2 separate regions of the Mus musculus genome follow, and region 1 is linked to region 2. The links are chromatin loops, found by intact Hi-C in ENCODE. Cell type or tissue: left cerebral cortex. All regions are shown on one strand. Each heading gives the region's core, and the rest is flanking DNA. Links, peaks and the distances in the headings are about the cores only. Region 1 has its middle 210 kb from the start of Ferd3l. Region 2 has its middle 35 kb from the start of Gm23529.

Region 1 (8,347 bases), core at 91-8,090, 230 kb after region 2:
GGCGACTTTTGGGATAGCATTGGAAATGTAAATGAGGAAAATACCTGATTTAAAAAAAAAGCTCATGCCCCCCCACCTCCCCCCTAAAAGAAAATAGGCGTGGATGCTGAAATTCTATTTTTAGAGTCTTGAAAAATGCAAAAAAGCTAAGAAAGCTGCACTTTTATTTTTTAAGCCAAATGATAACTCCAGCCGCATATATAAACAACATAAGAGAAAATTAAAATTAATAAAACAGATAATATATAATCTACATACATATGAAAATCTAAATGCATATGGAAATGTTAAAAACTATGGTAACTCATGCTCTCTTCAAATTGATCTTTTTTTTTTCAAAATTCAAATGTAACTTACCTAGACCAATGAGCCAAGCATACAGTTTTATTTCATAATAAAACATACAGATATATATTCACTTCTTAGTATATTTGTTTTAAACTTTCTTGCCTCAAATAAGTCTGAGTTGTTTTAATTTAGAAGTTAGGGACTCTTACAAGTGTTACAGAAAATACCACTAGTAATTAATAAGATAATTTTAACATTGTTAGGGGACGAGGTATTTTCTTTTTCCAAGACCATGTCACCTGTTAAAATAAGGCAACCTGATACTTCCTGAAAACAACTGCCCAGTGAAAGCAAGTTTATTTGTTGTATTTTAATCTTGATTTGTTTCTTGGTTTCCCAAAATATCTTGTAACTCAGACAATGTTACTCATTTATTTTTTAAATTGAATAATTTTTGCCAATGGAGAAATGAAATAAAAAAGGAGTAAGAATAATAAGACATAGTTTACTTCCTCCTAACTTTCCTATTCAAAGAACCTTTTTTGAATAATTACTTTGGACATAAAATTCACTGAATATATTAAATAATAACGAGAACGCATATTAAAGAATTGACTTGGCAGGTTGCTCACTGTATCTTCAAGAAGTGCTTTCTTGCTAAATTATTCATTAGTGTAAATAAGGGAACCATAGAAGAACTGAAAATAATCTTTGGCTGTGTTTTTGTTCCTTTTTCTTCAGTTATAGGAATAATTTGTCTCTTATCTTTATATAGTGACTAAATTATTGCTCTATTTTTGATAACTTCTTAAATGATAGAGTTCCCTTCCAAAAGTGATATATGTTTTTATAAAATATAAATTAAAGAATCAATAAAGATGTTTTTTTATTTCTGAGATATTCCCTTCTTCCCATATCTGTAAGGAAGAAAAGGGGATGTTAAATCTTTCTCTGAGCTATGAAAGTCTTCCAGCTGTGTCTTGAAAAGAGACTTTGGCTTGACTCTCTTTCCTGTCTATGGATAAGAGCCCGGCTGCTTTCATAAACAGTGGCCAGCTGTTCAGCCTCTGATACCATGCAACAGTCTACTGCTTTTCACTAGGGAAATTCATCATGGTTGTGTCTTCTTCCCCCACCTATGCTAGAAAACTCATTAAAGATTCTTGATTTATTACTGTTTCCTTAACAGACATATTCAACCAGGTATGCAACTGTTGTTTTAAGCTTCGATGTCACCTAGAAGTCCCAATGCCGTCTCTTTACTCCCTAAGTGAATTGTTTAGAGAGATCTTGGAATTGTGAGGTAGTGCCATTAAAGCCTGAGGATAGTTGATGGGCAGTGCTTTCTGGACATTTTAAGAATTCAAGCCTAACCATGCAAAGATATTTCATGCAATTCTAGCCACACTGAACAGTAAGGGAGAAAAAGATTGGTTCCCATCAGGCAAGTCCTTCTAAGAGAGGCAGTAAAACAATGCCCAAGGATAAAAGTCATGACCAAAACAAGTCTATCTCCTAGAGTACTGCAGCCCAGAGCGTGCAAAGGCTTACCCTAATCTGGGTTTATTTCTTGAGTGAAGACTTTTAATTAAGTCTCTTTTAAGTCACTGAACAGAAAAGAATAGTAGAATGAATACATAAAAATACAGATACAATTTCAAAAAGAGATAAAAAAAAAAGAACTGGACTTATTTTCCATTAAGTGTTTGTCTTCAGTAAAAGAATAATGATAGTCTCAAAGTATTTTTGTTTAGAACACTTCAGGTAAGGAAATATTATTAAAAGCCGAAACATAAAAACCTAGATGTAGTTATAGGTGCCTGTACTTATGTAATATAAAGGCACTGAAATAACACATTATCATAGAGACGCCTCCTTCTTAAATGCCCCATGGTGGCCCCGATGGAGGAGTTGCAAAAGGGACTGAAGGAGCTGACAGGGTTTGCAGCCCGAGGAGGGAGCAACAAAGTCAATTGGCCAGACTCCCAGGAGCTCCTGGAAAATGGACCACCAACCAAAGAGTACACATGGAGGGACCCATGGCTCTGGCCACATATGTTGCAGAGGATGGCCTTGTTGGTCATCAGTGGGAGGAGAAGTTCTTGGGCTTGAGGGGGTTCAATAGTCCAGTGTAGGGGAATGCCAGGGCAGGAAGACAGGAGTGGGTGGGTGGATGGGTGGGGGAGCACCCTCATAAAGGCAGGGGTAGGGAGGATGAGATAAGGGAGACCTGGAAAGGGAAAAACATTTGAAATGTAAATAAAGAAAATATCCAATTAAAAGGAGAGAGAGAGAGAGAGAGAGAGAGAGAGAGAGAGAGAGAGATTGAGAGAGCGACCCTATGTAGTGGGGTTATTTTGGGATTGACGGTATGAGAAGCTGAAACAAGCAACTGAAAAATGCCCCCCACGGAAACCCAATCGTTTACTGATAAGTTCCTGGGTAAATACTCGCTTAGCCCTTGTTCTCTCAGGCTGTTCTTAATTGCTTTTCAATGCAGTGCATAATGACATTTAAAAGCTGTGTTTCATGGTAAGGGGGTTGTATGAAGTCCAATGTAACTCAAAATCCACTCTGTGTTTTCTATACTAACCCAATGCCTGGAAATGTGCAGTTCCCTGGGATCTCTGAGCTGGGAGCTTCAACAAAGAGAAGCATAAACATTAGAAGATTTTCTGGCAAAGTCTGAATAAAGTTTCTACAGATGTGTGTGATGTGTAAGCATCCTGGTGTGTTTTGAAATAAGATCTTGAGCGCTCTTTCTTAATATCATTAGAGTGAGCTGACGAAAATAGTATTTGTATATTTGGTTAAAGATGCAGTGTAAATAGAACTTTCACACAAAGGAATTTCTCACTAGTAATTTGTATTTTCCTCCAACTTTAGGATTGTAGTATTTAGCAATTAAGGAGTTTCCATGAGTATATGCCCTTAAGAAAGAATGAGTTCAAATATGAAAAACAATTTAAAATTTTGGCAATGTAAAATGACTGAAGATTTATGTCAATATAAAATTTCTCTATGTATAAAGGGCTTTGACAGCTATTATATCATTTGCTTCTCTCAACAGCCCTGGCTGGCAAAGAAGTGCTATTTTTTCCCATTTCCCAGATGTAAGAGTCCAAGGCTCCAAATGTTTGCATGCCTTGCCTTTGAACAATGTTCTACTTAACCGGTGAGACTTGAACTCAGTTTTGTCTGATTCCAATGGTCTCTCTTTCCTACATCATTTGCCAAAGTAGCTAAGCTCAAAAGATGAAAGGTGACTAGTTCTTTCCAAAATTAGAAGTGAAATGATACACTATTTCAATGCATTTTATTCTGCTTTAAATGAAGAAACAAAAGTTCTGGATTATTTACATGCAGAAAAAAAATTTTCTTCCTCAGTTTGATGCTTTTTCCAATCGAAGAGATTTAGGGACGTGGCTTCAGGAATGATGGCGGACGTCAACATTCAAACCCGTCAATAAAGTCTTTGAGTGTCTCAGTTGTCACTGAAATTCAAAATCTCTGTGTTTCTTCTGGTTAATTAATATTGTTTTAAATAAACCTGGAAGAACTTCTTTGAGAAAAGAAAGAAAGAAAAAGAAAGAGAAAGGAATCTAAGATTGAATGGAATTTACAAGCTCATTTGAAGAAGTCTCCACTGTTTTTTCCTTACGAATGTAATGCGTCCCCAGATGGCAGTCTTTGTAGTTTGTGGCCCTGATTCAAAAGGCATATTAACTGCTATTCTCCAAGCTGCATCGAGCATTTACAGGCCTCCCCACAGAATGGGTTCAGTAGTAATTAAAATAACACCCTTCCTCCGGGTGAAGTTACACTGGGGAGCCCTGGGATGTTTTTCTTTCCTTCCTTTGGGTAAATCCCCCCTCAAGTCCAAATATGAAAAAAAATTGAAATGGTGTTTAAAAGAAAGAAGTTGGAGTTAAAGAGGGGTTAGGTAAGAGGAGAGGCACACAAAATAATATCACCAATGTTCCATAAATTATGGTCAAATTCTCTACCACTGATAGACAAATAGGTCTAAAAAAAAAAAAAAAAGGAAAGAAAAAGAAAGAATGAAAGAAAGAACGGGAAAATATCATTCACTCACTGTAGCAGCAGGAAATCAAGGAAAGAAAATAAACAGGCCTGGAATTGAGTGCCTTTAAGCTCTAGTCAGACAGTTTCGCTCTGTGTATTTGTGTGCTGGTAAATGGCGAAGGGGAGGCAAAGGGATGGGGGCTTATGGGATTCTCGGGACTCCCACAGCTACCAGGCCAGCTGTACAAACACGCACAAGCTTTGTTGAGGTACGGTGAGGAACAGGCTGAAGCTGCCGCGCTATCTGACCTATAAATCCCTCCCAAAAGCTGTACTTGAAGGGAAGCCAGGAGTCCTGTGTAAATGTTTCCTCCAGCCAGAAGCTGGTTGTCGGTCACCTCTGCCAGGTCTCTGTCTGTCTCTCAGTGGCTACTCTAGCCGGCTATATTTGAAGTAGCACAGCTAGCTACACGTGTAAATGACAATCTTAAATTCTGCTTCCCCTCTAGACCAAACAAAAAGGAAATAAAGACTCAAAAACTCCACCTCCCTGACTTGTATTTTGTAGCAAATTGTCCACAATTAGGAACAATCTCTTTAGGCGAAGCTGCAGAGCTTTAAAATATTCCATTTCAAATGCAGTAAGTGAATGAGCTTAATGCCTTGACATCCTTAAATATACGCTTCTGTAAACATCGTGGACCCCGTGGATCTGAACCCTGTGCCCCAAGCAACATTGCTTCCTTTGTCCCTTTTTTTCGCTCTGTCTTTTGTGACTCACAATCTCAATCTCATCGCAGTCGGAGCATCTTGACTGCAATCAGCCCACGGACCTAAATTGCTAACCCCAAGGAGAAACTTGCAAGGTTTCGTTCTCTTTTCTAAACATTTCTGAACTTCATGTGACCTCCTTTTATGAAGTCTCCAATTGGCATCCAAACACCTTAAACATCATGCAATCACTAAGCCATATATAGACCATTAAAAACTAGGAGAAAGCTATGTTAAAAAAAAAAAAAAGACAAGTGAAACAGATTAAATTTAAGTAGAAAATAGCTTTTGTAAACACTGAGAAAGCCAGCAGTGACTCAATGTTTAAAATACTTAGAAACGACTTTAGAGTTAAAAAAAAAAAAAAAAAAAAAAACAAAAAACCCGGAGGGAAAGCAAAAGGACAATCCGCACTGCAAACAGAAGGCGCGCACCCAGAGAGCTAGCTGCTCACCTATGTGTGGCTTGCTCTGAGAATTTAGAGGTATATACTTTTGGTAGCATTCAAACCTATTAGATACATATCGATATTAATCAAAAGTTACATCCCCCCCCCCCCCGGAGATAACATTCTGGAATAATCGGAAGGTTTACTGAGCCTTTCCAGCCTGCTCATCACTAGGCTATGCCCTGGACTGGAAAGAGGAAAATTATTGACCTTGCCATCTTACCAGAACCTGTGCTCAAGAAGGGGCATAACAAAACCACAGCACAGAAAGCCCAGCCCTTGTAAGAGTGAGAAGCAGAACAGCAGAGACAAGCAGGAAAGACTCACAGACAGGGAGTTAATAAAATATCCCAGAACATCATGGTCTTTTTATAATACATCCCACGATAACTGTGAAAAACTCCCATCCCATTAAAATAAGGATGAAGTGAGCATCGAGGGATGGCTTGTAGCGAAAGAGCTGCCGCCATGTGAGTCATCTCTTGTGAAGTGTTTAGCTCAGCACAGCCAACCTAAGAGGAGCCCTGGAGCCCTGACTCCTGGCTCCCGTTCAGAACGCAGGATCTGCTCATTTAGATTACACAAAGTAGCAAATAAACTTGCAGAGTATACAGCTTCATGCCTCTTGCTGCAGCCTTTTTAAGTGAAGAAGTCAAGTTTTAGCCGGTCTCTAAGAACTCCAAACAGTCTGGTAATACCATTCTATTATTTCATTATTATTTTTTCTAAACCACTGCGACAAAATTGCTGAGATAATCAAACTTAGAAGCAGGAAAAAGAAATCACTTGGGCTCATGTTTTGAAAGATTTCAGGCTGTGGTCACTTGGCCACACTGCTTTTGAACTTGCTCTGAGGGAGAAGAACATGCATCGTGGAAGGCGCTATGAGGTAAGCTTCCTGACTCTCTGGAAGCCGGAAAGCAGAGCGAGATTTAGGAAGGGCAAGAGACAGGTGTCCCGCAGAGGATTACAGCTTGAGGAGGCATCATGGGATAGGCTTCCTTTACACTAGTGCACACTTTCTTTCTTTTGTTTTGTTTTGAGGGACATCTGGGTTCTTTAGATTAACAAAGAGGTTTTTTTTTTTTTTAATTAGATATTTTCTTTATTTACATTTCAAATGCTATCCCAAAAGTTCCCTGTACCCTCCCCCTGCCCTGCTCCCCTACCCACTCACTCCCACTTCTTGGCCCTGGCGTTCCCCCGTTCTGGGGCATATAAAGTTTGCAAGACCAAGGGGCCTATCTTCCCAATGATGGCTGACTAGGCCATCTTATGATACATATGCAGCTAGAGACACAGCGAGCTCTGGGGGTAATGGTTAGTTCCTATTGTTGTTTCTCCTATACAGTTGCAGACACCTTCAGCTCCTCGGGTACTTTCTCTAGCTCCTCCATTGGGGGCCCTGTGTTCCATCCAATAGATGACTGTAAGCATCCACTTCTGTATTTGCCAGGACACATGTTTCACTATGTTCATAGCAGCCTTATTTATAATAACCAGAAGCTGGAAAGAACCCAGATGTCCCTCAACAAAAGAATGGATACAGAAAATGTGGTACATTTACACAATGGGGTACTACTTAGCCGCCACTTTCAAACTGTTGCCTCACCTCCCTATAGCATCACAGACATGGTTTCAAGCCTTTAACGAATGGGGGCGGGGGGCATGGGGGACTTTTGGGACAGCATTGGAAATGTAAATGAGGAAAATACCTAATTAAAAAAAAGATTAAAAAGGAAAAACTCCATCTTTCAATTAAAACTAAAGACTATTAACACTGAGCATGTCCTTTTTAAGTTGTCTCTTCTGTTTATACATTCTCTGAGCTGTTTATATCTGCGTGGCTTTGAGCACTGATGCAAGCATACTTACCTGCTGGGCTAGCCTCCAGCCCAATGGCTTGTTGTTGTTGTTGTTGTTGTTGTTGTTGTTTTTAGCAGAAAAAATACGCAGACCAATATTTAGAACACTCAGTTGCTTTACTGAATCTTTGTGTTTATTGATGCTTCCCAACTGCTCTCTGCTTTGCTGGATTCATATTTAAAGTAGAAAAGTAGCTAATATGTACAAAGACACTCTAAAGTATACTACGATTTTACTGAAAGCATACTTTTAAAACACGAATTAATCACCAAAATAGAAAATGTTGGAAAGCATTAAAATACATTAATTCACCCAATGTCAAATGTAATGCTTTTAATTTTCATTGTATTTATACTCATCATATTTGTTAAACACCAAATTAAAACTATTAAAATTATTTCGAGTTTCTCTGCACTTTATCACTGTAATTTTGGCCAAACAAATAGAGCAAAGTATGTTGGAATTTCAACATAATAGGATCAATAACGCTGGCTACTTTTCTCCCTTGTGATGTAAGGCAGTGAACAGATTGTTCAGTGAGTAGTAGATGCCCTTTCCTTACACCTGGATATGTGCTGACATCTGGATACCTTAGTGTTGCTGCATACTACATCGTAATGTTTGAATGTCATGATTTATAAGCTATTCCACACTACATGTGTTTTTTTTTCTAAATTCTGATTATTCAATCATAATAACTGTGCAAAGAAATAGATTCTGTGACTGACTACATCCTGCATCTTCATCCTCCCATCTCTTTCTCCCCAAATTCTTTTCTCTTCAAGTTTAAAGTAAGTCCTCCAATTTCAGGCCCTTTCCCTTTCAGTTTTCACAAATAAGAGAAAACGTGAAATGTTTTCCTTTCTATATCTAGATGATGTCACTTAACAGGATGCCTTCCACATTCATCCATTTTTCTGTAAATTATATTATTTCATCAGATATCCT
Region 2 (8,347 bases), core at 209-8,208:
AATTTCCTTCATTTTCATTTTTCTTTTTGCTATTGATATCAAGTCTAAGATACTATAAAAACAAATATAAGGTCTTTGAGCACAGGAATGATGCCTTCTTCTGATAGTTTTATAGTTTGGGGTCTTATGTTTAAACTCTTATAACCTGAACCTATCTTTATACAAAAATCAAGAAGACCATTCTCTCAATATGGTGTTGAGTGTCCCTGCACCAGTGGTAAACACTTGCGTCCATTAGATTAGTTGTTCTCAATCTGTGGGTCACAACCCCTTTGAGGGTTACATTTCAGATATCCTGCATATCAGATACTTACATTTCATTTCATAGTAGTGGCAAAATGCAGTTATGAAGTATCAATGACATAATTTTATGTTTGGGGGGGGGGTCACCACAACATGAGGAAGTGTATTAAAGGATTGTAGCATTAGGAAAGGAAAATTGAGACCTACTGGACTAGATTGTTTTGGAGTGTCTGTGAAAAATCAGCTGTTCATCGAATTGCATATTATTTCTTGACTTTGAATAATGATCCACTGGTATATAATTGTATATTAATTCAGGTAAGTTGTATAATATATGACATATTATTTACATTATATGCACATATTATGCTGGTTAGGTTGTCAATTTGATTCAAGCTGAATCATCTGGGAATAGACAAACTTAGGTGAGAAATTGTGTTATCAGATTGCCTGCCGGCAAGTCTGTGAGGACATTTTCTTATTGATGATTGATGTGAGAAGACCCAGCCCAGTTTGGGTGGTACCACACTTGGTCAGGTGATCCTGGTGTGTATAAAGAAGCAATGTGAGCAAGTTACAGAGAGCTAGCTAGTAAGCAGCATTATGGCTTCTGCCTCAGTTCCTGCCTCCAGTTCCTGCCTTGAGTTAGTGCCCTGTCTTCATTCAGTGATGGACTGTGACTTGAGAATTTTAAGGTGAAGTAAACTCTCTTTATTTTTTTATTTTTAAATAAACTCTTTCTCACTAGCTGCTTTTAGTGATGGTGTTTTATCACCATAATAATAAGCAAACAAGGGTGTGGCTGTATGGCTGTGTGTGTGTCAGTTTTACTAAAAATAGTTTTTCATGCATGTTCTATCACACATGTACAATTTCTACTATAACAACATGAACTACATCAGTGCTTCTGTTAAAACTAGTAAATCAACATGCATGTATTAGTTTCCCCTAAGACCCTGAGTTTACAGAAGGGTTTAATTTTTGTTTTATGTATTCTACTGGGTTTTTCAGATAATGGCATGAACTTACCATTTTAGTATAATAGAGAATATTTTTACCATCCTAAATATCTTCTGTAGTTTGCTTATTTGTGTTAATTAGTTTATTATAGCTGTGGTGACACACATGAAAGAGTCACTTAGGGGAAAACTTTGGCTAATAGTTTCACAGTTTCAGTTCATCCAAGTGAGGAGCACAGGGCAGAGAAGAGCAGACTACTTTGATGTAAACTGAAAGAGGAGGGAGGGGAGAAGGGAAAGGACAGAATGGTTACTGCAGTCCTTGGCTTTCTCTTTCTGCACATCTTATTCTGTGTTGGTGCTCAACTTATGGGATGGTTTCCTGAACATTCATGGTGGGTTTTCCTCATTAGTTAACTGTCTCTGGACAAGTCCTCTCAGATACATCCAGAGATGGATTATTGAGCAGTCAACACTCAAGATTCACCATTACACTACTGATCTTTTTCTACTCAATAATAATTAGGTTCACTTATTGCTTCTATGTTTCTATTTTCCATAAAGATGTGTATTTAGAATCAGATACTATGTAAAACTTAGAGGCATGTCTGATTTCACGCATAGTATGCACTTGTGTTTTTTCTATGTCTCTTTGGGGCTTGGTTCTCTTTTTTTTATTGTTGAATTTTATACTGTTATATACTGTTATTATTATATATTATAATTTCTATCTACTAAAAGGTATCCTGGCTTATGACATTTTAAAATCTGTTTTTTTTATTGTTGATTTTAAGCATTATATTTATATGATAAATAAAAAAATTTTAATTAGATATTGTGGCTTAGAGATAAAATGTTCACACAGACATTGAAGATATTCTGGTGGCACTATTTTGGAGGTTGCAGAAACATTAAAAGTCAGCAACAACTGTGAGAAATAGGATGTGTTGTTCCTGGCTACTCTCCTTCTCTTTTCCCTTTATATCATGTAATAAGACTCATTTCTTTACCATGTGCTTCCTACCATACATTCACCCCTCCCTCAGGCTTGCAACAACAGAGTTATCTGGCTATGAGCTGAAACATTTGAATCAATGAGCCAAAATATACCTTGCCTCCTTGAACTTTCTGGAGGAATTTATCACTGACTAAAATAGATATGGTCTTTGCAAACAGTTTGCAAATGGTCTTCTCATTATTTTACTATTGCCTTTTATGGGGCATCAGCTTTTTTATTTTAATGAAATGAACCTTATGAATTACTTTCTTTATTAATCATATCTTTAGGGCATCTGTCTTAGGTTTTTACTGCTGTGAACAGACACCATGACCAAGGCAAGTCTTATAAAAACAACATTTAATTGGGGCTGGCTTACAGGTTCAGAGGTTCAGTCCATTATCATCAAGGTGGGAACCTGGCAGTATCCAGGCAGGCATGGCAAAGGCAGAGCTGAGAGTTCTACATCTTCATCCTAAGGCTGCTAGTAGAAGACTGACTTCCAGGCAACTGGGGTGAGAGTCTTAAGCTCACACCCACAGTGACACACCTACTTCAACCAGGTCACACCTATTCTAACAAGGCCACACCTCCAAATGGTGCCATTCCCTGGTCCAAACCATCACAGCATCTAAAACACACCATGATCATTTCCCAAAGGCTTTCTGCTATGTTACTTGCTAAGAATCTTATGTCTTTCAGAGTAAATACATGAGGGGCAATTTCTGGGCTCACAATTTGTCTACTATTCTGTTTTTTTTTTTTTTAAACATTTTACTAGGACTTCACTAAGGAATCAGATAGACTCAGTTCTCTTCAACTTTCCTTTTCTGTGTCATTATGGAGTTAGATATTCTAAATCTACTACTTTTCTATGTCACCCTTAAAATTAGTTTATTTGCATAAAAAAGATATTTGAATATGATTGCATTGACCATGTATAACAAATGTGAAATAACTGACTTGATAATATTGTCTTTCAACCTATGAGTGCATCATGTCTCTCACTTATATAGTTCTTTGATTTCTGTCATCAGTGTTTTATACAGTTCCTCTTATAAATTGTATATACATCTTGATAAAATTTCATTTTTTAACATGGGGAAATCTGCTAGTATGACTAGTAATATGTTTCTAATTTCAAAATTTCTTGTATTTTGTTGATATATGAGGAGGTGGTATTCATTTGATGCTATAATCTCTCATTAGTTCCAAATGAGGTTGTTTCAGCTTGTTGGGTTTTTGAAACAGATGATCATGAACATTTTTATTTAGTTCATGCCAGATTGTATGCCTTTCATTTTCTTCTGTCTTATTAATTAACCTAGAGATTCCAGTACAATATTAAAAAGAAGGGAAACCAACTAATACCAGAGATAACCAGATGGTGAGAGGCAAGTGCAAGGACCTAAGCAATAGAAACCAGTACTACTTGACATCATCAGAACCCAGTTCTCCCATTACAGCAAGTCCTAGATACCCCAACACACTGGAAAAGCAAGATTCAGATTTAAAGTCACATCTCATGATGATGATAGAAGACTTTAAGAAGGACATAAATAACTCCCTTAAAGAAATACAGAAGAACACAGGTAAACACTTAGAAGCCCTTAAGGAGGAAACAAAAAAAAAATCCCTTAAAGAGTTACAGGAAAACAATACCAAACAGGTGAAGGATCTAAAAAATGTAAATAGAAACAATAAAGAAATCACAAAGGGAGACAACTCTGGAGATAGGAAAGAGATCAGGAGTTATAGAGGCAGACATCACCAACAGAATATGAGATAGAAGAGAAAATCTCAGGTGAAAAAGATACCATAGAAAACATTGACACAACAGTCAAAGAAAATGCAAAATGCAAAATGCAAAAAGATCCTAACCCAGAACATTCAGGAAATCCAGGACACAATCAGATAACCAAACTTAAGCATAATAAGCATAGAAGGGAGTGAAGATCCCTAACTTAAATATCTTTAACAAAATTATAAAAGAAAACTTCCCTAACCTAAAGAAAGAGATGTCCATGAACATGCAAGACTACATAACTCCAAATAGATGGACTGGAAAAGAAATTCTTCCTATCACATAATAGTCAAAACACCAAATGCACAAAAAAAGAAAAAATATTAAAAGCAGTTAGGAAAAAATGTCAAGTAACATATAAAGGCAGACCTATCAGAATTACACCAGAGTTCTCACCAGAAACTCTAAAAGCCAGAAGATCCTGGGAAGATGTCATACAGACCCTAAGAGAACACAAATGCCAGCCTAGGCTACAATACCCAGCAAAACTCTCGATTAACATAGATGGAGAAACTAAGATATTCCATGACAAAACCAAAGTTACACAATATCTTTCCACAAATCTAGCCCTATAAAAAAATAATATATGGAAAACTCCAATACAAGAAGGGAAACTATATTCTAGAAAAAGCAAGAAAGTAATCTTCTTTCAACAAACGCATAAGAAGATAGTCACAGAAACATAATTCCACCTCTAACAGCATACATAACAGGAACCAACAATCACTATTCCTTACTACCTCTTAATATCAATGGACTCAATTCCCCAATAAAAAGACATAGACTAAAAGACTGGATATGTAAACAGGATCCGGCATTTTGCTGTATACAGGAAACACACCTCAGTGACAAAGACAGTCACTACCTCAGAGTAAAAGACTGGAAAATTTTTTTTCGAAGCAAATGGTCCCAAGAAACAAGCTGGAGTAGCCATTCTAATACTGAATGAAGTTGACTTTCAACCAAAATTATTTAAAAAGATAAAGAAGGATACTTCATACTCATCAAAGGAAAAATCTACCAAGAGGAACTCTCAATTCTGAACATCTATGCTCCAAATGCAAGGGCACCCACATTCATACTTTACTAAAGCTCACAGCATTCATTGCACTTCACATAATAATGGTGGGAGACTCCAACACCCCACTCTCATCAATGGACAGCTCATGGAATCAGAAATTAAACAGAGACACAGTGAAACTAACAGAAGTTATGGACCAAATGGATTTAACCAATATCTATTGAACATTTCAACCTAAAACAAAAGAATATACCTCTTCTCAGCACCTCATGGTACCCTCTCCAAAATTGAGCATATAAAACAGGTCTTACCAGATATAAGAAGTTTGGAATAATCCCATGCATTCTCTCAGACCACTACAGAATAAGGCTGGTCTTCAATAACAACAAAAACAACAGAAAGCCCACATACAAATGGAAGCTGAACAATACTCTACTCAATGATAACTTGGTAAAGGAGGAAATAAAGAAATTAATGACTTTTTAGAATTTAATAAAAATGAAGCCACAACATACCCAAATTTATGGGACAAATGAAAGCAGTGCTAAGAGGAAAACTCATATCTCTGAGTGCCTCCAAAAATAAACTGGACAGAGCATACACTAGCAGCTTGACAGCACACCTGAAAGCTCTAAAACAAAAGGAAGAAAATAAACCCAAGAAGAGTAGATGACAGGAAATAATCAATCTCAGGGCTGAAATCAACCAAGTGGAAACGAAAAGAACTATACAAAAATAAATAAATAAATAAATAAATAAATAACCAAACCAGGAGCTGGTTCTTTGAGAAAATCAACAAGATAGATAAACCCTTAGCCAGACTAACCAGAGGGCACAAAGACAGTATCCAAATTAACAAAGTCAGAAACAAAAAGGGAGACATAAGAACAGAAACTGAGAAAATTAAAAAAATCATCAGACCCTACTACAAAAGCCTATATGCAACAAAACTGGAAAAATGTGGATGAAATGGACAATTTTCTAGACAGACACCAGGTACCAAAGTTAAATCGGGATCGGGTAAACCATTTAAACAGTTCCATAACCTCTAACGAAATAGAAGCAGTCATTAAAAGTCTCCCAACCTGTGATCCATCCAATAGCTGACTGTGAGCATCCACTTCTGTGTTTGCTAGGCCCCGGCATAGTCTCACAAGAGAGAGCTATATCTGGGTCCTTTCAGCAAAATCTTGCTAGTGTGTGCAATGGTGTCAGTGTTTGGAAGCTGATTATGGGATGGATCCCCGGATATGGCAGTCTCTAGATGGTCCATCCCTTTGTCTCAGCTGCAAACTTTGTCTCTGTAACTCCTTCCATGGGTGTTTTGTTCCCAATTCTAAGGGGCAAAGTGTCCACACTTTGGTCTTCATTCTTCTTGAGTTTCATGCGTTTAGCAAATTGTATCTTATAGCTCTCTCTTGCCGGGGCCTAGCAAACACAGAAGTGGATGCTCACAGTCAGCTATTGGATGGATCACAGGGCCCCCAATGGAGGAGCTAGAGAAAGTACCCAAGGAGCTAAAGGGATCTGCAACCCTATAGGTGGAACAACATTATGAACTAACCAGTACCCCAGAGCTCTTGACTCTAGCTGCATATGTATCAAAAGATCACCTAGTCGGCCATCACTGGAAAGAGAGGCTCATTGGACTTGCAAACTTTATATGCCCCAGTACAGGGGAATGTCAGGGCCAAAAAGTGGGAGTGGGTGGGTAGGGGAGTGGGGGTGAGGGTATGGGGGACTTTTGGGATAACATTGGAAATGTAAATGAGGAAAATACCTAACAATAAATATAAAAAAATAAAAGGAAGCAACAATTACTTTTTCTTAATATCTCTTAATATCAATGGACTCAATTCCCCAATAAAAAGACATAGACTAACAGACTGGCTACACAAACAGGACCCAACATTCTGCTGCTTACAGGAAACCCATCTCAGGGAAAAAGACAGACACTACCTCAGAGTGAAAGGCTGGAAAAAATTTTCCAAGCAAATGGTCTGAAGAAACAAGCTGGAGTAGCCATTCTAATATCTAACAAAATCGACTTCCAACCCAAAGTTATCAAAAAAGACAAGGAGGGACACTTCATACTCATCAAAGAAAATCCTCCAAGAGGAACTCTCAATTCTGAATATCTGTGCTCCAAATGCAAGGGCAGCCACATTCATTAAAGACACTTTAGTAAAGCTCAAAGCACACATTGCACCTCACACAATAATAGTGGGAGACTTCAACACACCACTTTCATCAATGGACAGATCGTGGAAACAGAAACTAAACAGGGACACAGTGAAACTAACAGAAGTTATGAAACAAATGGACTTAACAGATATCTACAGAACATTTTATCCTAAAACAAAAGGATATACCTTCTTCTCAGCACCTCACGGGACCTTCTCCAAAATTTACCACATGATTGGTCACAAAACAGGCCTCAACAGATACAAAAATATTGAAATTGTCCCATGCATCCTATCAGACCACCATGGCCTAAGGTGTTCAATAACAACATAAATAATGGAAAGCCAACATTCACGTGGAAACTGAACAACATTCTTCTCAATGATACCTTGGTCAAGGAAGGAATAAAGAAAGAAATTAAAGACTTTATAGAGTTCAATGAAAATGAAGCCACAACATACCCACACCTATGGGACACTATGAAAGCATTTATAAGAGGGAAACTCATAGCTCTGAGTGTCTCCAAAAGGAAACTAGAGAGAGCACACACTAGCAGCTTGACAACACATCTAAATGCTCTAGAAAAAAAAGGAAGAAAATTCACTCAAGAGGAGTAGAAGGCAGGAAATAATCAAACTCAGGGCTGAAATCAACCAAATGGAAACAAAAAGAACTATTCAAAGAATCAACCAAACCAGGAGCTGGTCCTTTGAGAAAATCAACAAGATAGATAAACCCTTCGCCAGACTAACTAGAGGGCATAGGGACAGTATCCTAATTAACAAAATCAGAAATGAAAAAGGAGACATAAGAACTGATTCTGAAGAGATCCAAAATATCATCAGATCCTACTACAAAAGGCTATACTCAACAAAACTGGAAAACCTGGACGAAATGAACAAATTTCTAGACAGATACCAGGTACCAAAGTTAAATCAGGATCAAGTTAACGATCTAAATAGTCCCATATCCCCTAAAGAAATAGAAGCAGTCATTAATAGTCTCCCAGCCAAAAGAAGTCCAGGATCAGATGGGTTTAGTGCAGAGTTCTATCAGACCTTCAAAGAAGATCTAATTCCAGTTCTGCACAAACTATTCCACAAAATAGAAGTAGAAGGTACTCTACCCAACTCATTTTA

The links. A loop is a pair of places that touch in the nucleus more often than their neighbours do. Peaks named below come from ENCODE experiments on the same cell type or tissue, not always from the same donor. Only the 100,000 strongest peaks of a DNase experiment are listed, where the experiment ranks them.
Region 1: a loop joins it to region 2, with 4 times the contacts of the local background. A loop is called at or near these places in 16 of 42 quality-filtered maps.

Annotation. Positions count from the first base shown.
Region 1 is chr12:33,713,228-33,721,574 of GRCm38, forward strand. No RefSeq gene overlaps it. Among named protein-coding and RNA genes, the nearest start is that of Ferd3l, 210 kb to the right of the region's middle. In left cerebral cortex, for the core only: no CTCF peak of the experiment used is centred there; DNase peaks (open chromatin) are centred at 4,018, 4,593, 5,054 and 6,020.
Region 2 is chr12:33,484,109-33,492,455 of GRCm38, forward strand. No RefSeq gene overlaps it. Among named protein-coding and RNA genes, the nearest start is that of Gm23529, 35 kb to the left of the region's middle. In left cerebral cortex, for the core only: no CTCF peak of the experiment used is centred there; no DNase peak of the experiment used is centred there.